Regions from separate parts of the Homo sapiens genome. Here region 2 is linked to region 1. Evidence: chromatin loops called from intact Hi-C (ENCODE). Cell type or tissue: gastrocnemius medialis. All regions are shown on one strand. Links, peaks and the distances in the headings refer to the core of each region. The heading gives the core; the rest is flanking DNA.

Region 1 (12,005 bases), core at 1,351-9,350:
AGCCCAGTGGTGACTCAGTTAAAGGGGACAGATACGGAAACAGATGAACAATGCATGGGGTGAGGAGGTGGTGGTGGCAGGGGCAATGCAGGGGAGAGGGCTGGACAGGTGAGGCAGGCCAGAACCGGTGACTCATGGGCTCCCCTTGGTCAGGAGGGCTGGAGCAGGTAAAGCCCGCCCACAGCCGGGGAACCCACACCCAGCACACGTTCTCTCCTGATCTGCTACTCCCGCCCCAGTTTCCCATCAGACACAGGAGCAAGAGATGCACAAAAGCTGCTTCCTGAGCAGCGAGTTGGGACAAAGCCAACAGGTGATCTCAGGGCTTGGCACTTTCCCCATGCCTGAAAGGAGATCAACCATGAAGGTTACAATACAGGTTTAGAGAATTAATAAAAAGGTGTGGGATGGGGTGAGTTTCAAGCTCCAGGATCCAAGTGTTTACTTTCCTAGAGCAACTTCTGTCTGAGCACCCCCCAACACACCCACCCACCCACACACACACCCCTACACATCTGGAATTTTCTCTCCACTTGCCAGTCACCAAATCCCCTCTCCACCACCACTAGCAGCCCTACTCCCTGATTAGCTCGAGTCAGTAAAAAGGCAATGTGGCAGAGGGGCTAAAAGGTTCACCTTTTCCCAGCTCTAATTAGAGAAAAGAAAAGAAAGAGAAAGGAGCTGGCTAAAAAATAAGACTTTGCCTAGACTCCACTAACCTGGCCTTGCAGCTAAAGAAAAGACTATCTTTTTAAAAGGAGGAGGAGGAGGAAGAGGACATGATGACGGGGGAGGAGGGGGAAGAGGGAGAAGGAGAAGGAGAAGGTCCTTTCATCCTTACTTAACCGTAAGACAAATTTGAATCCAGCTGCATCACTTAGTAGCTGTGTGATCTTGGACAAGTTTCTTTACCCCTCTGTGCCTCACTTTCCTCATTTGTAAGATGGAGATGATGGTGATAATGATAGTGGTGATGATGATGATGATGGTGTGGTGTTGATATTTGTGGTGATGATGGTGATGATGATGGTGGTGATGATGGTGGTGATGATGATGGTGGTGATGGTGGTGGTGATGATGACGATAGTTGTGGTGGTGGTGATGGTGATGATGGTGGTGATGATGGTGGTGGTGACGATGATGGTGATGATGGTGATGGTGATGATGGTGATGGTGGTGATGATGGTGATGATGATGGTGTGGTGATGATGATGGTGTGGTGATGATGATGGTGATGGTGATGATGGTGGTGATGATGGTGATGATGATGGTGTGGTGATGATGACAATACTACCAACCTCATAGGATTTGGGGGGAGGCTTGAAACTGTTGATATGTGTGAAACCACAGAGATATGCCTTGCACATAGGAATGCTCAGTGCACTGAGGCCATTCTTTAAAACTCTGGCTGGAAACCCCTTCACACTCCCCAGTTCCCACAGAGACTCCATCTTCTCCCTCTGCTTCTTCCTGCCTCCCTGCCTTGTGTTCTTTCAGAGTCCCTCCTGACTGTGTCTTTTCCCCATCCCCTTTCCCCCAAAAGACAGCTGGGTTTCAATATTAAAATCAGCGCTTTGGAGTCTGACCAAGGTGAATTCATATTCTTGCTCCACCCCATCCTGGCTTGGGCAGGTGCCTGGCTGTCCTCACCTGGAAACTGTGGCCTCCATCCTGCCTCCCAGACCTAGTCACAGCCATGAGGATGCCAGCCAGGAAAGTGAAAGAATGCCCGCCCTGAACAGGAGCTCAACAAATGGAGCCATTCTGCTTCCATGGCACCTGATGCCTAATTCTGCAGTTGCTCCCAGTTTCCCTCTTTTCTTCCACCCTCCAGACCATATTGTGCTACTAACAAGAACCACCACGTACTGAGCATTCGTGCCTTCCCAGCACTGTGCAAAGAATTTTGCTCCTGTAATCCTCACAACTCCTGGATTTGGGTTCTGCCCTCTGCTCCCAGAGCTCTGTCTACATTTCCCAAGGGTACCACTCAAATAACAGCGCATTGCTGTGAAGATCAAAGCAATAGGTTCACAGTGGGAAAAGAAGAGGAAGACATGAAGGGGCACCTAATGGGGTGACCAGCCCTCCAGGCTTGCCCAAGGCTGAGGACCAACCTGAACGGACGGTCACTCTAACAATCCAGTCATCCACAATGTCCAGGATGCCTGAAAATATCTTTTGCTGCTATAACAATGGCTCAGAAACCCACCTGACGATTTTGGAAGGTACTTAACTTCTCTGAGCCTCAATTTCATCATCTAAAACAGGGATAGCAATGGCTACCTCCTCACGGGGCCGCTGGAGAGATAAAAAGGGAAGAAGTGCATCCAGCATCCTCGCAGCATTCGTCTCATGGTGAGCCTTCCTCCACAGGTGTCAGCATCAAGTCCTGGAAATCACACCTGGGCTTGTCCACCTGCCAGCCACCACCCCTGGCCACTTCCTTATTCTCTCCAAATCTCAACTACCCGAACTTAATCAGTTCAAGCCAGGCACAGTAGCTCACACCTGTAATCCCAGCAATTTGGGAGGCTGAGGTAGGAAGATCCCTTGAGACCAGGAGTTTAAGATCAGCCTGTTCCACACAGCAAGACTCCATCTCTACAAAATATTCTTTTTTAAAATCGGCTCAGTGGGGAGATTAAGTAAGTTATAGACAGCTTGTGAAGAAGAAAAGAGGAGGAAGAAAAAAGAGAAGGAAGAAGAAGAAGAAAAGGAGGAGGAGGGGGAGGAGGAGGAGGCAGAGAGAGAGAAAGAAGAAGAAGAAGGCGGCAGAGAGAGAGAGAGAGAAAGAGAGAGTGCTAGCTGAAAAGAGCATTTTGCCTAGACTCCACTGACCAGGCCTCACAGTTTTTAGAAAAAGGAAGAAGACAAACCTCACAGATGCAGACTGGCTGGAAAACCCCAGTCCCTCAGTTCTTAACCACCAGACAGGGAAGTCTTGGCCAAACAATGGTGGAACAGATTCTTTGAGGGACAGACAAGAGACAGAGGGGGACAGAGGGCCCCAGCTTCAGCCTGATGCTTGGGTTTGAAATGTCCAATCCACCAGCACACCTGACACTCCTTGGCAGGAAGAGGACAGAAACCCTGGCAATCTGGGGGGAGGCACAGCCTGTTCACAGAATCAGAAATGTGGGAGCAAAAGTCATGGCCTTTGGTTCAGAAATGCCAAACATCTAATCACCTCCGGCAAAGTCCCTGGCCCAGTTCCATGTTATTGTGACCTCTGAGTCCTGGCCGAGTGCAGGGCAAACTCCACTACCTGCTCGGTGGCCCACGGGTCCCTTGCTCCTGGCACTGGGGTCCTGTTTCTTTTTACCCTTTCCAACTGGGCTATCTGGCAGGGATCAATCAGTCCCCACATAGAAGACACACTGGCAGGGGTCTCCAAGGCCTTTATGTGAAGGTCGGTGGCTTGGACGTTACTATTTTTTCAAATGGATTAAATGCCAATGGCATGCTGAGCCCACGGAGAAATCAGAGGTAGACAGTCGGCAGGCAGGCACTCTGGGGAGATAAACAGATGCGTGGCATTCCACAGCTCTGAGGAAAGATGCCCCTTGAAGCTAGGGAGAAGCTTTTGTCCATGCTGCCACCTTTAGGGGCTTTCTCAGAAATTCCCACTCCTACGCTCAGTGACGGGATCATCAGAGCCTAACAGCTTCTTGGCCATGGTCGTGCACAGCCATCGCCAGCCACCCTGGAGATGGCAGGCTGTGCTGGGACGGCCCTTTGCTCCCTGCACCCCAGGTGCTCCATCATGACAGGGCAGCTGGAGGCAGGAGCAGCCCCACTGTGTTCTTCACAGCCACCCTAGCTTGGATCAGCTGGTCCCTCTCCTGGGGCTAAAGCAGCGAAGGATTTACATCAACCCAGAAGGAAAAGCCACTGCTTTTGGAAGGGGCCAGGGAAGTGCAGCAGGAGGGGTCAGCAGAGCAAGAGAGGACAGGGACCCACCATGATGATGAAACTGATGACTTCTGTTGCCTCCAGTTGATCGCCCCACTCACCCTCAGCACCTGTACCAGCCTGTGCTCGCCTCCCGCTGTTGCAGGTGTGGAGGCTCAGGACACGCGGGGTGGGGGCAGCCCCTGAGTTCTCCTGCTGTGGAGGGACAGCTCTGACAGGAGTTAGGTTCCTACACTGATTTGGGACAATTACTCTTTCTCTGGGCTTCAGTTTCCTCATTTGCAACATAAAAAGCTTGGGTTTGATGGGTTTTTGAAGGTCCTTTGAGCTCTCTGATTCAGCAATGTGAGTGGAGTCTAGCCGGGAATGGCCCCCAAATGTGCGGCTGGCCCCATCTCTGTGGAGGGATGGAGATGGAAAATCAGGATGTGGTGGCAGGGCTGTCTGTGGGATTCTCCTGGGAGCAATGCTCTTCCCCATCTCACAACTCACCCACACGGCCCTGCCAGATGCCCTGGGTCTGCACCAAACGTTCTCCACCCTCACAGCTTACATCCTGGCTCACCTTGCAAATGACTCATGACAGCCGGGGACAGGGTGCCCCAGAGCACGCCCACAAGTCAGTGCCCATCCGCCCCTTCTCCAGGTGCCACTGCTGGGAGCTGTGGAGTTGTCAGCTGTTCCTAAGCCAGGGGCGCTCCTTGAGTTACAAAACCGAGAGGACATGGAAATTGAAATAGGAGAAGCAGCCAGTGGGGGCCAAAGGGCCCCTGGGCAGCTATGGAAAGACAACCCTGCCAGAGTGAGCACATTATTTATCAGCTCTCTTGGGGAGACATATATGGTTATAAACAGAACCTCTTCCTATCACAAGACATGCCTGCCAGCCTTTTCATGGATCACCAAAGCACCCCCAAGCTTCGCGCTTAGGGTGATTGCCAGGCATGGGAAACACCTAACAGTTGCATGTCAGCACCGAAGGAAGTGGGATTCAGACAAAAGGTGTTCCATTTCACAGCAGGGAGGAGGGAACGCCTTGGAAGAAAAAAGTCTTTCTTGGGGCTACCCAGCAAGCCCAGCCAGAGCTTCTCAGCAATCAGGTGTGCATTTCTGGAGCCCAAACCACTCATTCTCAACCCAGGAACGGGATTAGGGGACTAGGGATATTTTGAGACCCAAAGAAAATTGACCCCCTACAAAAGAGCCCAAAGTGTTCCCAGCATTCTGCAAACCAGCATCTGGACTGCGAGGACATGAGGGCTGCATTGAGTCGGGGGAGAAGGAAGGCTGGCCAGTTAGGAATGACATCATGTGGCCACCGCTAAAAAACAAACAAACAAACAAAAAAAAAACAAAAAAAAAACGCACTCTGCTGTTGAGAGCTGGGGCATAAATGCCACGGCAGTTGCTGGGCATTTATGCCCCAGCTCTTAACAGTGGAGTGGGAATGGATCTCTCCAGGTTGGATCGAGTGGCTGCTTTCCTGGAAACCAGGCTCCTGGTTGCTAGGGCCGATAAGACAGGGAAAATGCTACACTCGGTGTTCATGGGAAAACATTTTGATATTGAAGAAGAGCTGAGACGTGTTAACAGTTGAATAAAAACAGAGCAGCCCTGGCTCAGGGGCTGCAGCTACCCGCCCGGCGGGCACTCAGATTACCCACGTGGTGTGCTGCAGGCAGTGAGTCAGACCGTCCATGCTCCTGAGACTGAGGGATGACAATCCCAAAAGGACACACCACCAAATGTGGCTCCTCCAAGTAGGTCCAAGGACCTGGCCTCTACTCCAGATGGCTGTGGGCCCCTGCAGGCCTCTCACTGCAGCCAGCCACCCCGGCACACACAGTGACTGTGGACGCTGATAGGCAGTGTCATAAGGCTGTAGATGGGGAAAGGGACTGTACAGGCGAATGGGGGATGCTCTGTGGCAGGGCACAGGAAGCCCCTAATGGGGACAGATTCTCCACTGGCAGGTGTGGCCAGAGGGGCACTGGCCTTGGAGCCTCTGTTTGTAGCTCTGTGCTGGGGCTTGGGGCACAGGGCAGCCCTCAAAGGGAAATGGTTTTAGTGGTTCAGGAAATGAAACCCTTTGGCAGAGACCCAGAGCTGGCCTGACGCACGCTGCTTTCTGCCCTACAGCAAACAGCGTGGTAACAAGGTGCCTTTAGGTTTCCATTTTAATCCACTAAGCCAATGCCTTGCCTGAGATTTACAAAGTTTAGACCCCACATTGGAAGATCCAAATGTCCCTCATTATCTGCCTCCCACAAGACAGCTACGAATTTTCCCATACGTAACTAATAACTTCAGTTTTTCTCTGCTATTTCCTACTGGTCTCCACGATCTCTCGGGAAAAGCGTGAGAGCACTGAGCTCAGGATGGCTGGACCCAGCAAGGCCTGAGGGTGGGGCTTAGGGCCACAGTGCTGCCATTGACCAGTGGTGCTGGGAGCCGGGAGGCCCAGTTTTGTTTTATGCGCCCGGCTGGGCATCACTGCCCCAACCAGGGAAGCAGAAATCAGTGAGTCCCAGCTACTTCTCCGTGATGCTCCTCTCACCACAGATACTCCTGAGAGATTGGATCAATGAGTCCCAGCTACTTCCCTGTGATGCTCCTCCCACCGCAGATACTCCTGAGAGATTGGATTGTGTTCCGGAGGGGAGTGGGAATAATGGACAGAGGAGAGAGAAGAGAAAGGGAAAAGAGAGAAGGAGAGAGGTCTGAAGCCAGCAACCCAGCGGGGTAAGGCAGAAAGTGGGAGCACAGAAGGGAAGACAGAGGGGGCTCCCCACCCGGCAGGAGACGACCCGGCATGCTTAAAGTAGAATGCAAAACACAAGTTTTGCATTGTTTAAAAGGAATATTGTGAAAGAAAAAGGAGGCCGGGTGTGGTGGCTCATGCCTGTAATCCCAGTTCCTTGGGAAGCCGAGGCGGGTGGATCGCTTGAGCTTGGGAGTTTGAGACCAGCCTGGGCAATACGGTGAAACCCTGTCTCTACAAAAAACACAAAAATTAGCCAGGCATGGGGGCACGTGCCTGTAATCCCAGCTACTCCGGAGGCTGAGGTGGGAGGATCAACTGATCCTAGGAGGTCAAGGATACAGTGAGCTGAGATTGAGCCACTGTACTCCAGCCTGGGTGATAGAGCCAGACCCTGTCACGCCAGTAATCCCAGCACTTTGGGAGGCCAAGGTGGGCGGATCACGAGGCCAGGAGATGGAGACCATCCTGGCTAACACGGTGAAACCCCGTCTCCACTAAAAATACAAAAAATTAGCCAGGCGTGGTGGCTGGCACCTATAGTCCCAGCTACTTGGGCGGCTGAGGCAGGAGAATCGCTTGAACCTGGGAAGGGGAGGGTGCAGTGAGCCGAGATCACGCCACTGCACTCCAGCCTGGACAACAGAGCGAGACTCCAAAAAGACAGACAAAAAGATAGAAAGAAAGGAAGGAAGGAAGGGAGGGAGGGAGGAAGGGAGGGAGGGACTGCTTGAGAGTAGAGGCTGGGAGAAGGGTCAGGATCAAAAAACTACCTATCTAGTACTATGTTCATTATGTGGGTGACAAAATAATCTGTACACTAAACCTCTGTGACATGCAATTTACCCAGTAACCAACCTGCATATGTACTCCCTGAACCTAACACACAAATTGGACAGAAAGAAGAAAAAAAAGACCAGGCACCATGTCTCACGCCTGTAATCCCAGCACTTTGGGAGGCCAAGGCGGGCAGATCACTTGAGGTCAGGAGTTCGAGACCAACCTGGACAATGTGGTGAAACCTCATTTCAACTTAAAAAAATACAAAAATTAGATGGGCGCTGTAGCACACACCTGTAGTCCCAGCTACTCAGGTGGTTGAGGCACGAGAACCACCTGAACCCAGGAGGCAGAAGTTTCAGTGAGCCAAGATAGCGCCATTTAACTCCAGCCTGGGTGACAAAGTGATGCTCTGTCTCAAAAAAAAAAAAAAAAAGAAAATGGAAAAGACTGAAAAGTTGAAGTGGGGGGAAATTAATCAGTTAGAAACAAGGCTATACCCCAAGAAGGAGCTGAAATTTGAAGTTTAGAAAATAAGGCAAACTACATATATGTGTAATATATATAAAGAAAAAACAAGAAGCAAACATCTAATTAGAGCAACAATCTTCATTCCAGAAAGGTAGCAGAAATAAGCACTTAGCAAATTTAAAGTATTCTGACTAGCAGAATGACAATGACAAAAAAAAAAAACAATATTTATAAAATTGAGCAGTGGCCTTCAAACATTTTTGTCAGGGGGAAAAAATTCAAGTGGTACTAGTGCATTAATACTGCTTTGTTTATAAATTTCATATGATTGCCTCTATATAATTTTTAGAAACATTAGGAAATATAAGAACAAAAATTTAAAGAAAATATTTTAATAATTTAAAATATTTTATTTATCAACCATATAAAAAGCTTTATATGAGGCTGGGCACAGTGACTCATGCCTGTAATCCCAGCACTTTGGGAGGCCAAGGCGGGTGGATCACGACGTCAGGAGATCGAGACCATCCTGGCTAACACAGTGAAACCCCGTCTCTACTAAAAATACCAAAATTAGCCAGGCGTGGTGGTGGGCACCTGTAGTCCCAGCTACTCAGGAGGCTGAGGCGGGAGAATGGCATGAACCCGGGAGGCGGAGCTTGCAGTGAGCCGAGATTGCGCCACTGCACTCCAGCCTGAGCGACAGAGTGAGACTCCATCTCAAAAAAAAAAAAAGCTTTATATGTAATGTTAATATTCTATGAGAGTAATATGATTGAATAATTTTAGTTATTTTTTCAAATCTTGGCTTAGCATGTGATTTGAAGGTCATATTTTGATATTTGATTTTAATGACTGTCATAAGTAAAAGACGTGCCTCACAAACATAAGTAGGTCCAAATGAGGATCTTGGTACATTGGTACGTATCTTTTAAACCTATCCACCATATTAAGCAAAAGGTGTATTGAAATTTGGCTGTTAAGTATCAGTCTTCACTAATGTTGATTGGCTATTATTAAAAATTAATCAGAAGTTGTTGTACTTTATACTTTTAACAAATGTCTTTAAAACTCACTGAAATTTTTTATTTGACAAATTGGGGGCAGAATAGAAAATTCTTTTTCCATATTTTTAAAGAATGCAGGTACGAGGTCTATATTTAATAAATATCATTTTCAGCTGAAAGGAAGGACGAGAAGGAAGGAAGGAGGGAGGAAGGAAGGCAGGGAGGGAAGAAGGGAAGTAGGGAGAGAGGAAGGGAGGGAGGGAAGGACACTGCAAGATTTAGAAATAATCTCAAAGACCTGTTTTCAACATGCTCTCACTGCAACATAACTTTCTTTTGAAAATCAATTATTCTTTCACTCATTATTAAAATGTCATCTGTATTGAGAAGAGACAAATTAAGTTGTTCTTAATTTTCAAGATGATTTTCTACATAGCTTATATCTACTGATAGCTACTCATCAGAACAGGTCAGAAATTTTGGAATTGCTGTCAAATCTGCATCTTCAGATCTGACAAATCTCCTGAGAGCTTTGCCTTGAATAAACCTCTACTTGAAATACATGTTTCCTCTCTACTTCCCATTTCATAAAACGTGAAAAGATTCTACATAGAAGTCAGTTATATGCTATGCTACATATGTATATGTATGTATATATGCATATGTGTGTGTATATACACACACACACTTATTTAGCCACACCACGACCTCCTTGTAGCACATGAGCTACATGTGACAAGTCATTGGCAGATGTGACAAGTCATTGGCAGTGAACATGAGTGAGCATGTCGTTATCTGTCAGTCTCTCAAATTGTCAAATGCCCTCTCTCCTCACAGGGCCGTATATAGGAATGATCACCTGACAAACAGATCAAGTGAAACTACCAGTGTTAATCTACATATTTTCAATTAATCAGCCAAGCACAGTGGCTCATGCTTGCAATCCCAACACTTTGGGAGGCCAAGGCAGGTGGCTCACTTGAGCCCAGGAGTTCAAATCCAACCTGATCAACATGGTGAGACACTCTCTCTACAAAAAATACAAAAATTACCTGGGCATGGTGGCACACACCTGTAGTCCCAGCCACTCAGGAGGCTGAGGTGAGAGGATTGCTTGAGCCCAGGAGGTCAAGGCTGCAGTGAGTCACAAACACACCACTACACTCCAGCCTGGGCAACACAGCAAGACCCTGTCTCAAAAATAAATAAATAAATAAGAAAAAGAAAAAAAAGATTTAATTAAATCAATCAAGTTCAATTTGTTTCATAATTTTAGTTTAGAATACATTGAAATCAAAATTCCAGCTCTCCTGGAAACTCCTGCAGAGGGCCCAGGATCCAGCAAAGAACATAAATGTCTGCTCTGGGAGCCTGTGTTCAATCCCACCTGGACCATTTACTGCTGTGCAGCCCTGAGTAAGTCCTCTAAGCACTCCATGCCTTGGTTTGCCCATCTACAAAGAGAGATAATAAAAATTATGATCCTATGCCGGAGGTTGGTGTGACAATCAAATGAACAAATCCATGTAAAGCTCTTAGATTTTTTTTTTTTCCTGAAACAAAGTCTCTCCCTGTCATCCAGGCTCTGGAGTGCAGTGGCGTGATCTCGGCTCACTGCAACGTCTGCCTCCTGGGTTCAAGCAATTCTTCTTCCTCATCCTTCTGAGTAGATGGGATTACAAGCGCATGCCACCACGCCCGGCTAATTTTTATATTTTTTAGTAGAGACGGGGTTTCACCATGTTGGCCAGGCTGGTCTCAAACTCCTGACCTTGTGATCTGCCCACCTCGGCCTCCCAAAGTGCTGGGATTACAGGCGTGAGCCACGGCTCCCTGCCAGCTCTTAGATTTTTTAGTTTACAGTGGAGATTCAAAAAACATTAGCTGTTATGATTATCACATGAAATAATTTTGTCCTTCTACAAACTGGAAGTACCTGGTGGCTAAGAAACCAGTTAGAGGACTGTTTCTCTTATCCAAACAAAAGAGGATTGTGGCCAAAACCAAGGAAGTGGCAGCGGGGTTGGACAGAAGGAGAAGGATCTGAGAAACATTTGAGATATTGAGTCAGTAGACTTTTAAACTGTTATAATATCAAGAGAAGGAAAAAAGCAGTCAAGTGTGACTTCGAAGTTTCTAGTGCATGTGATTAAGGAGTATTAGCTGAGAAAAGGAAATAAGGAAAGGTCTAAATCTGGTGGAAAAGAAAAACTTATTGAATGCTTACTATGTGCCAGGAAATATTCTAATCGTTTTCCATCCATGAAGTCATTTAATCGGCGTAACAACCTTGTGAGATAGATGCTATCCCCGTTTTATAGATGACAAAACTAAGCCATAAAAGGTCTGTAACTTTTCCAAGGCTATACAGCTGGGCTTCTAACCCAAGGTATCCAACCCAGAGTCCATGACCTCCACTGCCCCACACGTAGACTTTCTTAGAGATAATGAGTTCAGTTTAGTTTGAGGGACATGGAAGAGGCTATGTGGAGGAGTGGGTTGAATGTAACAGTCTGAAACTCGTAAGAGACGTGGAGATAGCAACCAAGCTTGAGATGCCAGATTCACCAGCATAGAGGTGGGATTGCAGCCACAGAAGGGCACATGGGAAGGAAGAGAGATCGTGTGCACGGGAAGAGGCCTGGGAGATATCCCTGGGGACATGGATGCTCCCGACCTGCCCACAAGGGTGTCAGTGTTAGCTGCTTTTCATTGTGGATGTTTGCCTATCATAATAGCTTTATGCAAGGGGGTCTTGGGCTGCTCCGCATCTGAACCCCTTTGCCATATTGGGGAATCTGCCTCGGTCTTGGTGGGACACACACCTTCCACTACAGTAGTCAGAGAGCCAGACATTTGCTGTTCCTCAGCCCTGGAGGCCAAGCCTGAACAAACAACATGTGTCTGGCCAATCTAACAGGACACTGAGTCCTCAGCAAGTGACACAGAAGCAAAGAATGGTGCCACATGCGTTCCACCTACAGCAATGCCTGCACTGTCTTGGGGTGGCAGGGGGGCCCCCTAACCTGAGGCACAACCTTGGCTCCGAATTCCCTTGGCTTCCCCTCTTT
Region 2 (12,005 bases), core at 1,738-9,737, 66 kb after region 1:
GCTTTCAGTAACACACAAGAGCTCAGGTAACAAGAAGAGAACTGTACCCGGATGATGAACTGGAACATCCACCCTCATCTTCACCTCCTCCACCCCAGGCCATGTGCTTCACAGTCACACAGGGGAGCTTCTGGAATGGACAGTGTTCCTGGTGTTGACTATAGCCGTGGGCCTCTGAGAAGCTGAAGCAGTGTTGGGCGGAGACAGCTTCAGGGTCACCAGGCCCAGCTAGAACTCCAGGCTGACCTCAGGGCAACGTCCAGCATCAAGATGAGCTCCTGGGGCATGAGGCTACGCAAGGCCTGAGACCCCACAGATGGAGGACGCTGGGCCACCTGGTGGGGCTCCTTCAGCAAGAGAGGAAAGCAGGCCAAGGCCAGAGGCAGCTGCTGTCTGAAGATGGGAGGGAGGCGTGCAGGCCTGGCTCCAGCCCACGGTGCGCAGCAAACTCCAGCCTGCTAGACGCAGATGCAATTGGAGCCAAGTGCACCTTGATACCTCCAAGATGTGACCCCTTACCAGACCCTAAACAAACCTTGTTGACAGAGCCAGACCACCCCTATTTGAATCAGCTGCGTGGCCACGTGCCTGTCATTCGGTCTCTCTGTCCCCATTTCTACAATGTAAAACAGGAAAGTGAAACCCATGGGCCAGCGGCCGCATGCAGGAAAGCTGGCACTGTCAGCCATGGCTGTGGTGACTCCCTGGGCCTTAAGCGAGCAAAGAGCCCACACACCCAAATTCAGCACCTTCTTTCCTGTTCTCCTTTGAAGGAAACACTCTTCATATAAAAAGACAGGAAAAGAAACTCGAGACTTTTTCTTCTTTTGGGAGGGTCTCCAATTTAGAATCAGCATATCAATATTCTCTCTAAACCAATGCTTCTATTAAGGCAGAGTAAATGGGAAGAGAAATTCCACGGCCTGCATCTAGCTTGTCACTGCAAAGTGATTCACACAAACACACACTCACACTTTCACACACACGTGCACCTCTGATTGAAGCATTGCTGCTGAACTGATGAGACACCACTATGTAACCTCTGTTTTTCAATTAAGTGCAAAAAGCCAATTCTTAATCTATGCCATAAACTTAAGTACAAGTGTAGTTGAAAGCAATGATGCCACAAAAGACCAGGTCACAGACTGACTGGGGGCTGCGCTCAACTTGTAAGCCTCTTGCCTCACTCCTCTGGCAGCTACAAGTGCTAGAAAATGTCAAATCTGCATTATTCACTTGTTAATACTGACTAAGCAGTCAAATATACTGCCACACTGTGTGACACTCCAAAAGCCACAAGGATGTACTCACCCTTAGAGCATTAACATAAAACTTAATTAAGAACGCCTTGGGGCCGGGTGTGGTGGCTCACACCTGTAATCCCAGCACTTTGGGAGGCTGAGGCTGGCAGATTATGAGGTCAGGAGATGGAGACCATCCTGGCTAACACGGTGAAACCCCATCTCTACTAAAAATACAAAAAAAATTAGCCAGGAGTGGTGGCACATGCCTGTAGTCCCAGCTACTCGGGAGGCTGAGGCAGGAGAATGGCATGAACCTGGGAGGCGGAGCTTACAGTGAGTCGAGATCACACCACTGCACCCCAGCCTGGGTGACACAGCGAGACTCCATCTCCAAAAAAAACAAAAACAAAAACAAACCTTGGCCAGGCATGGTGGCTCACGCCTGTAATCCCAGCACGTTAGGAGGCCGAGGCAGGCGGATCACGAGGTCAGGAGTTCGAGACCAGCCTGGTAAACATGGTGAAACTGCATCTCTACTAAAAATACAACAACAACAAAAAATTAGCTGGACATGGTGGTGGGTGTCTGTAATCCCAGCTACTCGGGAGGTTGAGGCAGGAGAATCATTTGAACCCAGGAGGTGGATGTTGCAGTGAGCCTAGATCACACCATTGCACTCCAGCCTGGGAGACAGGGCGAGACTCCGTCTCAAAAAAAAAAAAAGAATGCATTAAAAGCAAGAAAATTTTGACACATGCTACAACATGGATGGACCTTGAGAACATTATGCTAAGATAAGCCAGACACAAAAGGACAGATACTGAATGATTCTGCTTACAGGGGATACCTAGAGTCACCACATTCGTAGAAACAAAGTAGAAGTGTGGTCATCAGGGGCTGGAAGGAGAAGGGAAAAGGGACTTGGTGTTCAATTGGCACAAAGCTCCAGTCTTGCAAAATGAAAAGAGTTCTGGAGATGGATGGTGGTGGTGGTAGCAAGACCATGTGAACGTGCTTAATGCTGCTAAACTGCCAGTGCTCATGCCTGCAGTCCCAGCAACTGGGGAGGCTGAGGTGGGAGGATCACTTAAGTGCAGGAGGCCAAGGCTGCAGTGAGCTGTGAGCGTGCCACTGCACTTGAGCCAGTAAGACTCTGTCTCTAAAAAAAACAAACTGCTACACTGTACACTTAAAAATGGTTAAGATAGTAAGTGGGGTTTTTTTAAATTTTATTTTTGAGAAGGAGTGTCACCCAGGCTGGAATGCAGTGGCGCAATCTTGGCTCACTGCAACCTCCGCCTCCCAGGTTCAAGGGGTTCTCCTGCCTCAGCCTCCCAAGTAGCTGGGATTACAGGCATGCGCCACCACACCCAGCTAATTTTTGTATTTTTAGTAGCGACAGGGTTTCGCCATGTTGGCCAGGCTGGTCTCGAACTCCTGACCTCAGGTGATCCACCCGCCTCGGCCTCCCAAAGTGCTGGGATTACAGGTGTGAGACACTGCGCCCGGCCAGTAAGTTTTACGTTATATGCACTTTACCATAGTTTTTAAAAGAGAAAATAAATTAGAACAATAATCCCATAAAGTTAAAAGAGGTCAGTAGCGCAGCATGGACCAGGAGATCCTGGGAGTTGTGAAAGTCAGGGAAAGCTCCCTGGAAGAAGGGGAGCTCATGTGGTTGTCCACATCCCCCATCATAAGCCAAGAAGAACTGCCTACCAAAGTGTGAAGGCTGTCCTTAAACCCAATGATGTCTATGGTAATGGAGGGCCAGGCCTCAACTATCAAGGAAGCTGCATCACCAACGTTTGTCCATCACCAAGGCATAGCATGGTATGGCCAGCGTGATCACATGACCCATATTCTGAGACCAGACTGAGAGTGAAGGGCACTGTTGATAATTACAGTGGACAACAGCATATGGTCTCCTGGGGTATAGCAGGAACAGCCCAGGCTTGGGACTCAGGCAGACCTGGTTTCGAATCCTAGCTTAGGCACATACTTGGGCACATTGCTTTCTGCCTCAGAGCCTCAGTTTCCCCTCCTGTAACGTTTCTATCTCGTGAGGTTATTGTGAGTAACAAAAATAAGATGAGAAAAACTTCCAGTCCAGGGCCTGAGAAGTCCTAAATATTACAAGCCTGTAATCTCTTATCTGCAATTCTGGGAAACTAGGGTTCAGAGAGAGGAAAATTGAGGTTTTTATTGTGCACCCTGTTATCTATTATGAATTTCTTACCCTACTTATAAATTTTTTAAGATTAAACCAAAAGTGCCCCCCACCCGACAAGGAAGCACAGCCACAGGAGTCTCTAAGTTACCCTGGGAGAGCTGGGTCCTGTCCCACTGCTAATGCAATTCACACAGGCAGGTCCAGGGGCTTCTCCCAGTTTCAGGCTCCTCGTGTGTACCACAGACGTGCCTTCAGAGATTCCAGCTACAGATCAGTTGGGAAAACAGTGCCCAGCCTAGGTCTTCAGCAGAGGGGATGGAACATGGGGAACTGGTTGCAAAGACGTTGGAGTTGCTGAAAAGTCAAACAGGGGCAGTGAGGCAACCCAGAAAGAAATAACAGGAAGAAGTTTAGAAGTTTCTACCCACTCTGGGCTTGGAAAGGGGATGTTATCTGAACCTGAATCCTGCACTATCTGGTAGGAATTGGAAGGATGGAGGGAAGGGCCACCCAGCCACAGAGGACCAGTGCCAAGGACCCTGACCAGGCTGCAGAGAGACAGAGAAACGCCCTGAATCTCCCGTCCGCTAGCCCTTCGGTTTATCTTCACTGACTCCCTGGGTGGAGGCCAGCCAGAAGCCAGGAGCAAGGGGACCTGGGAAATGTAGTTCTCAGAAGACAGAGCCCTGCAGTCCAAAGCAGAGCAGGGCAATCCAGGAAAACGACCACCACAGTGCAGCCACAGCAGCTGGGGTCGTCCCCCACTCAGAAGGGATCTTTCCACTTTTGTTTGGCATTTCTGCTTCCCTGGTATTTCCATTTTAGATGCCCCATATGCAAACTAATTAAATTCAAAGTTTCATAGAAGAGAAACTTTTTAATTAGCCTGGAAATCTCACACTTGGGGCCTGTCCATCACTTCTGAATCCCCCAAGCAGATTTGCGTCCTCTGACTCCCCTCGCCAGACTGAGCATCTCACAGCCAACACCTGCTCTGCAAGGCAGGCTGTGCTAGGCAGGTGTGCCATGCTGGGGACACAGAGAGAGCTGGATTCCACCTGGCTGCTGGGGGAGGAGGCAGCGGCACAACAGGTTCCCACATCACCTGGAGAGCAGGCGCATTACTTCCTCCAGCAGGGCTGGGCTTCCAGGTACAAGAGACCAGAGGTCACTGTGGTCCAATGGGCTGAGCCGTAGATTAGGAACTCAATTGTTCTTTGTTTAAATCCAGCTGAGACACCCAACCTTGCGTGACCTTGAGCCAAACACAACTCTTAGGATGTAACCTGCTTTACAAGATGAGAAAGACACGAGTAAAAACATCAGCAGACTCTGGAAGGTAAATGAACAATCCTGATAACACCCAGCCCTTCCCCCGAGGCGGGCTTTTAAGCATGATCTTGCTTGTCCTTGAAATCATCCCTGTGAAGGCAGGGAGAGGGAGGACCATTATCTCCATCTTACAGAGAGAGAAACCAGGCACTGAAAATAGACAGCAACCCACACAGCGGGTCATGCTGGCATTAGACTCAAGGCCACATGAGTGTTGGCCCTGACCTGTTTCTTCTGCCCCATGGAGGACCAGTTATTTCCTTAGCCCAGGGGCCCCAGTGACTGAAGGAAGGTCTGGAGGGAGACACTGTTTTTAGGTCTAAAAAGGGGAGAGGAAACAAGAGAGAAGAAGAAGGAGCAAAAGAAAAAGGGAAGGAGGGAAAGCAGAGATAAAGATGGGACCTGGAAGGGGCAGGGTAGACACTAACAGGTTGCCAGGACTCTTAATGACAGCACATGTGAGAACCTGGCTTGGCAAGCTCGGTTTTACCAGCCTTAAAGGCTTCCATGCCCTTCCATCATCACCCAGCATTACTGGAAATTCACTAGGGTTATACATTCAGAAGAATACACAGCCACTCCCCTTCATTTCTGAGCAGGGGTAGCTCCCATATCCGCCAGCCTTTTTCCTCCCCTCAGGGCCCGGTTTACGACACTTCAAGTTTTGTTCTCTGTTGTCAGGTGCTGTTGTGTAAGGTGGGAGAACAGATACTCCTGTGGGTGTGCTTGAGCTGAAACACATTTATCTAAATCTGAGCAGCAGGTGCTTTCACACACAGGAAGAGTGGTATCTGGTACCTTCCTGTAGGGCTGCGAGGGTCCTTCCCTTTCTGCCCACAGCAGCAGATCTGGGCCCACGTTGAAGACAAGCCCTCACTGCACTTGGGCAGCTATAATTTACCAGGCACGTCAAGGGTTGGGAAAGCTGTGACTAACAAGTCTAGCTTGTGCAAGACTCATCCTCTTACCTCTCTCTCACCATCACATCCCCAGCCCCACTAAAGAGTAGGATTCTGGCTGAGTCTTTGGCTAAGATGACAAATGGCAGCCCCTCTTGTTGAGACATCCTAACTCACACCGCTGGATCCGGAAGATGCACACAAACTCCACTTTTGCTAGCTTGCAGCCCCAAGGGTGTTCCAGAAAGTAGACCTTTATAACAGAACAGCTTCCTGGACTACAGGCATTGCTGTATCACTGCATCCAGGCCATAATTCTGATTGCCCCCTGTAAACCGGGAAACTCACTCCTCAGGATGCCCACCTTGCTGTTTGCCATCATGGAAATGCACTGAAGTGGCTCACCTACATTGTTACAGATAAACCACGGGCCACAGTTGCAGCACTCTTCTCAGGGTGTGGAGGGGAAATGACATCTATTCTTTGATTAATGTTGTCTCTCTCTGTCCCCAGAGTCAGTAAACAAACAAGCTGTCCTTGGAGCAAGCAAGCGCTTCCCTTTCGGCATCTCCCCCTCTCTGAGCGGCAGCCCTGCAAGTGAGGCCAATAGCCGTCCCTCAGCTGTGTACAGGACAGGCATTCTTGGACCTCAGAGTCCTGCAGTAGCATTTTGAGGACGCCAAGTTATTGATGGGGACAGGTGCTCATAATTCAGCATAACCCACCCAAGCCGTGTTTCACTTTTTCTGGAAACCTCTTGATTTAGGAATGAAAGCCCCTGGCTCCCCCTGGGCTGGGCTGGCCAGTAAACATCTCAGTCTGAGTTTGCCGAGGTGGGTTGCTAAATTTAATTGCCAGTTTCCACACCATGTGATGGTGTGTGACAGGCCAGCTCACCCTGTGAGTTAGCCAAGGGGTTTTAAATAAATGCTTTCTGACGGAAAGGATGATAAAGGTTCCTATTATTCACCAGTGAGCCTGGAGACTGAGCTGGTCCGGTTTTTACGACTGAGGCACAGCAATGTCAATCTCATGCTCTCTGTCACTACTTCCCACTGTGGCTTGACTAGGACAGCCTTAAGCGGCCTGCAGAAAGAGCTCCAGCCGGGTAGTCAGGAGACCTTTGCCAGCCCGATCCGTCCAAGGTTTCTGTGACCTTGGAAGGCAAATAGCTCTATGGGCCAGCGTCAGCCTCTGCGTCTGCAGAGAGGAGTGCTTCACAGGTCATGCTTGGGGCTTTCAGGAAGCATGTAATAGATATGCAAAGGCATTGCTGTTGGTGAAACATCCGTGGAACACCAGGCAACAAACCACTAAAAGCAGCATTTTTCTTGCTCCGATCCTTTAAAATATCGATGGAGATAAACTGATGCTGCTATTTGTGTTTTCCTTGACTATTTCCTTACGAAGCCCTGCAGTCACCGAATGCTCACTCAACCTTCCTTCAAAAGTGATTCAACGTGTGGCCTGAGAAGCGGCAGCATCAGCCTCACCTGGGCGTTGGTGAGAACGGCAGCATCTTGGCCTCTCCTGCTGAATCAGAGCGCGCTGCTTAACACGCTCCCGGGTGACTCGTACGTAGTCAGTGCTGGGAAGCGCTGGTCTACAGTCATGTTTCTCAAGCTTGAATGCACATCCGAATCCCCCGGAAGGTTTGCTAAAGCCTTGCTGGGCCCCACCCCCACGTTTCTGATTCAGCAGGTGTGGGTCGGGGTCTGCGAACTTGCATTTTTAGAAAGTTTTCTGGTGATGGTGATGCCTCTGGTCCAGGACCACACTTTGAGAACTTCTGGTCTTTCTTGAGCAGCTGTTTAGTGATACCTTCATTCCCACGTCACTAAGGGTGCATAACGTCTCTTCGTTATGTACTCTGGCTTCCTCAATCCCTGGAATTACTGTGGTATCCTCGTGATATATCTTCATTTCTTCCTCTTTAATCATCCTTGATCTCCCCCTTGATTTCAATATGTGTTTATCTCTCTTTCATTAGGAAGCTCTAGACACAGAAAACCAGACAGCTCGGTGCTGTGCAAAAATGGGAGGATTTCATGAAAATCCTACTTTTTTCTCCCATGTAGTTGTTTTAAAATTCCACTTGTTTTTTGTTTGTTTGTTTGAGATGGAGTCTCTCTCTGTCGCCCAGGCTGGAGTGCAGTGGCGCACTCTCCGCTCACTGCAACCTCCACATCCCGGGTTCAAGCAACTCCCCTGCCTCAGCTTCCTGAGTAGCTGGGATTACAAGCGCCCGCCACACGCCCAGCTAATTTTTGCATTTTTAGTAGAGATGGAGTTTTGCCATGTTGGCCAGGCTGATCTCAAACTCCTGACCTCGGGTGATCCACCCACCTTGGCCTCCGAAAATACTGGGATTCTAGGCGTGAGCCACTGCGCCCAGCCCAAATTCCACTTGTTTCTTTTTTTCAGCCAGAGTTATACACTGCTGGCCCATAAGGAACTTGTTACGATGTGACTACTACAGAATAACCAAATCGATTTGCTGCAGTACAATTTTTTTTATTTTTAAACCGCACAAGCAATATAGTGACACATTGGATTAAAGCAATCAACACTGGGCCGGGCACAGTGACTCACGCCTATAATCCCAGCACTTTGAGACACCGAGGCGGGTGGTTCGCATGAGCCCAGGAGTTTGAGACCAGCCTGGGCAACATGGAAAAACCCCATCTCTACAATAAAATACAAAAATTAGCCTGGTGTGGTGGCGTGCACCTGTGGTCTCAGCTACTCGGGAGGTTGAGGCTGGAGGATTGCTTAAACCCGTGAGGCGGAAGTTGCAGTGAACTGAATTTGCACCACTGCACTCCAGCCTAGGTGACAGAGCAAGACCCTGTCTCCAGAAAAAAAATAAACACTGAAGAATAATGAACTAAACCTTTATGCCCCACACCCCCCCCATCTCCTAGTCCACGCTCCTCCTCAGAGTTAATAAACATTGGCAGCTAGGTGTGTGTCTTCCATGCCTTTCTATATGCATATATATACCTACACATTTACATGCAGAAATATGTTTTGGATTTAAAAAAAATTACAAGTACTGTTAATAAAACTTCCTTTTATTAATAAACAATATTTTTCAGAGATGATTTCAAATCAATAAATAGACTACATTCTTTTTAAGGCTGCATGGCAGCCAGGTACAGTGGCTCAGTGCCTTGGGAGGCTGGGGCTGGAGGATTGACGCCAGGAGTTTGAGACCAGCCTGGTCAACATAGAGAGACCCTATCTTTACAAAAAATAAAAAAAATTTACCAGGTATGGTTGTGCATGCCTACAGTCCCAGCTACTCACGAGGCTAAGACGGGAGGATTGCTTGAGCCTAGGGGTTTGAGGTTGCAGTGAGCCATGACCACACCACTGCACTCCAGCATGGGCAACAGAGTGGGAACTTGTGTCTAAAAATAATAATAATAATAATAAATACATACATTTTTTAAAAATGCCTGTCACAGGAAATGTAAGGAGAAAAGAGAAAAGGCTGTATGGCTATATTTTAAGTTATGGACATACTACAATTTATTTAGCCATTCCCCTGTTGATGGCCACTTACATTATTGCCAATAGTTTACCATTACCAACAATATTAAATTAGCACTGTCACGAGATTCAGCTAAGAAGTTGGCCTCCAAAAAGTCTGTATCAATTTACATTACTGCCCCTCACAATGAACATGCTTATTTTACATGGAATCAACACAAATGCCCATCAATGACAGATTGGATAAAGAAAAGGTGATACACATACACCATGGAATACTATGCAGCCATGAAAAGAATGAGATCATGTATTTTGCGGGAACACGGATGGAGCTGGAGGCTGTTATCCTCAGCAAACTAATGCAGGATCAGAAAACCAAATACTGCATGTTCTCACTTATAAATGGGAGCCAAATGATAAGAACTTATGAACACACAGAAGGAAACAACAGACAATGGGGTCTCCTTGATGGGGGAGAGTAAGAGGAGGGAGAGAAGCAGAAAAGATAACTATGGGATACTGGGCTTAATACCCAGGTGATGAAATCATCTATACAACAAACATTCCTGACATTTGTTTACTATGTAACAAACCCTCACATGTACCCCAGAACCTAAAATAAAAGTTTAAAAAATTAAATTAAACAACAAAAAAAGAAAGTGCTTATTTTAACCTTCTCACCAATACTGGCAATTACCAGTCTTTCACGTCTTTACCAATATATTGAGGCTATCTCATTCTCTAAACTTGGTTTTATCTGAAGACTGCTTGAGGTTAAACATTTCTCCATAAGATTATCAGCCATTTTATTTCCCTTTCTCTAATTACTCATTCAGATCCTCTGTCCTTTCTCTATTGGCTTGTTGGTTTTTTCTGTTTTTTTTTTGTTTGTTTGTTTTTGGTTTTCTTTTGCAGTAGGGAACACAGGAGCAATAGTCTGGGTATTAATCTTTGGTCTATTAAAAAAAAAGTCATAAAGTTTTATCCAAGTCTCTCACTTGACTTTTAATAGCATGCTTTATTTTATCTTTTGTTGTATAAAACTTCTAGTTTTCATATAGTCCATAATACGATTTCAGTTGAATTCATGCATTGCTAGAAATCACCTTCTAGAAATCTGCATTATATGGAGGAGAAACAGTCTCTTGGATGTGAATGAAAAGAACTTAATAGAGGAAGTTGTAAATAAAACTTAGTAGGGAAATAATGAATTAATTCAGGCCCACATTCCCTTTTCTTCTTTCTAGCTCCTGTATCTTTTGGCATGAAGTTTTGGTTTGGTAGGAGGTTTATAAAAATAAGTGCGCTGGTTTAGGTGATTTAAAGATTTGTATGGAAGAGTTGAAATGAAGTCAAAGGTGGCTGCTAACAGGAGGCAGGAGTCTCTCTTCTTTCTGATTCTCTTGCATGCAGAAGCACTAACTCTGCTCCAAACTTTGCAAGGATGTTTGCATAGAGAACGGCCTTTGAAGACAGAGATAGTGCTTTCCTCTGGAGCAAAGGGCTGGTTTGTTTGCTGTCCAGTATAATAAAGATAATGTCTTCCCCAGGCAAAGGTTGGCAGGTTTACTTACCGCCCTTAATAAAAGATTGGGGTTTCCTAAACTCAGGGCTCCTCTCCTGTAACACACCCTGTATGTGGAATTGACACCTGGCCCTGCTTGCCTGCCCTGTGAAACTGGGGTTTGGGGAACCAGCACAAGAAAATGGTGGTACTCAGGCTACTGCTATTGCTGTGAGTAGTAAACTGTCCTTTATCTCTAAACCAGGAGTCTTGTGTCTTCTGCCAGCATCTTGAAACTGTGGCAGGCTCACTTGCTAACTTTGAAAATAGGGTAAAATCTCAGAACCTTCACAGTTCCTGACAGTCACCACATAATGGAAGGTTAAAACACTTAAACTCTGCTCTTGTTCCAGTCAAATTTAACCCTCTGCCTACAATACAAAAGTCACATTCTTCTCTTAAACTGAACAGTCCTTAAATGGTTAGGGAAAAGAGAAATTCACTGTAAGAATTTTTTATATCTTGTATATAATTCCTGCAAGTCTAATATTTCAAAAGGTGTTCATGTGGGTGAAGTAGATTTACTCTGTTCATTTCTCTGGAGAAATGAACTTACAGACTGAAAATTTTCAGCTCAATAAATAAAGAAAAACGAATTTTAACAATTAGAGTTATCCCAAAGAGAATAAAGTTTGAGGTCACAAGCTCACTGCTGGCCTAGGTGACCACTAGGTCCCATAGGACTTCTAATGGGGCAGGGATTAGACTGGATGATTACAAAGCTCTCTTCAAATGGAAGATGCTAGTGGGGAGGGTGTTGTTTCAGTGGACGCTCTAATCAGATGTCTTCTCATACCACATAATGAAGCAGGCGAGCTGGTGGATTCAACTGGGACTCAGAAGACTGCACTTGAGGAGATCATCGTGAGTTGAAGATCTCTTGCTTAGTCTCGCAGAAACTTCATCAAGTCTAGCTCACCTGGGAGTCAGTTGGTGCCGGCGAATCAATTCGTGCCAGTGAAATTCACCAAGAGCCTGATTTACAAACTAGAGAGCCATGGCCTTAATTTTAGAGCAAAAGACAAACTTTTCCAATGAATATAGTTTTCTTGTCCAATAGCTAGGACACCCCCCTCCACCTGCTGTGTACTAATGAAGCAGATTTTTTTTTTTGAGTTTTGCTCTTGTTGCCCGGCTGGAGTGCAATGACACCATCTTGGCTCACCACAACCTCCACCTCCGGTTTCAAGTGATTCTCCTGCCTCAGCCTCCCAAGTAGCTGGGATTACAGGCATGTGCCACCATGCCTGGCTAATTTTGTATTTTTAGTAGAGACGGGGTTTCTCCATGTTGGCCAG

The links. Hi-C counts contacts between places; a loop is a spot of excess contacts. Peaks named below come from ENCODE experiments on the same cell type or tissue, not always from the same donor. Only the 100,000 strongest peaks of a DNase experiment are listed, where the experiment ranks them.
Region 2: a loop joins it to region 1, with 9 times the contacts of the local background. A loop is called at or near these places in 8 of 110 quality-filtered maps.

The regions. Positions count from the first base shown.
Region 1 is chr6:6,820,815-6,832,819 of GRCh38, forward strand. No RefSeq gene overlaps it. Among named protein-coding and RNA genes, the nearest start is that of LINC03055, 59 kb to the right of the region's middle. In gastrocnemius medialis, for the core only: no CTCF peak of the experiment used is centred there; DNase peaks (open chromatin) are centred at 4,527 and 5,657; H3K4me3 peaks cover 1,011 bases; H3K27ac peaks cover 6,186 bases.
Region 2 is chr6:6,886,705-6,898,709 of GRCh38, forward strand. It overlaps LINC03055 (long intergenic non-protein coding RNA 3055), which reads left to right. Exons shown (of 3, transcript XR_926430.2): 2 at 4,649-4,756; 3 at 11,519-11,864. LOC105374903 (a long non-coding RNA gene) reads right to left here and starts at 3,650. Exons shown (of 3, transcript XR_926431.3): 1 at 3,566-3,650. RefSeq lists an enhancer at 400-1,035. In gastrocnemius medialis, for the core only: no CTCF peak of the experiment used is centred there; DNase peaks (open chromatin) are centred at 5,657, 6,207, 6,617, 7,217 and 2 weaker places; H3K4me3 peaks cover 1,148 bases; H3K27ac peaks cover 7,874 bases.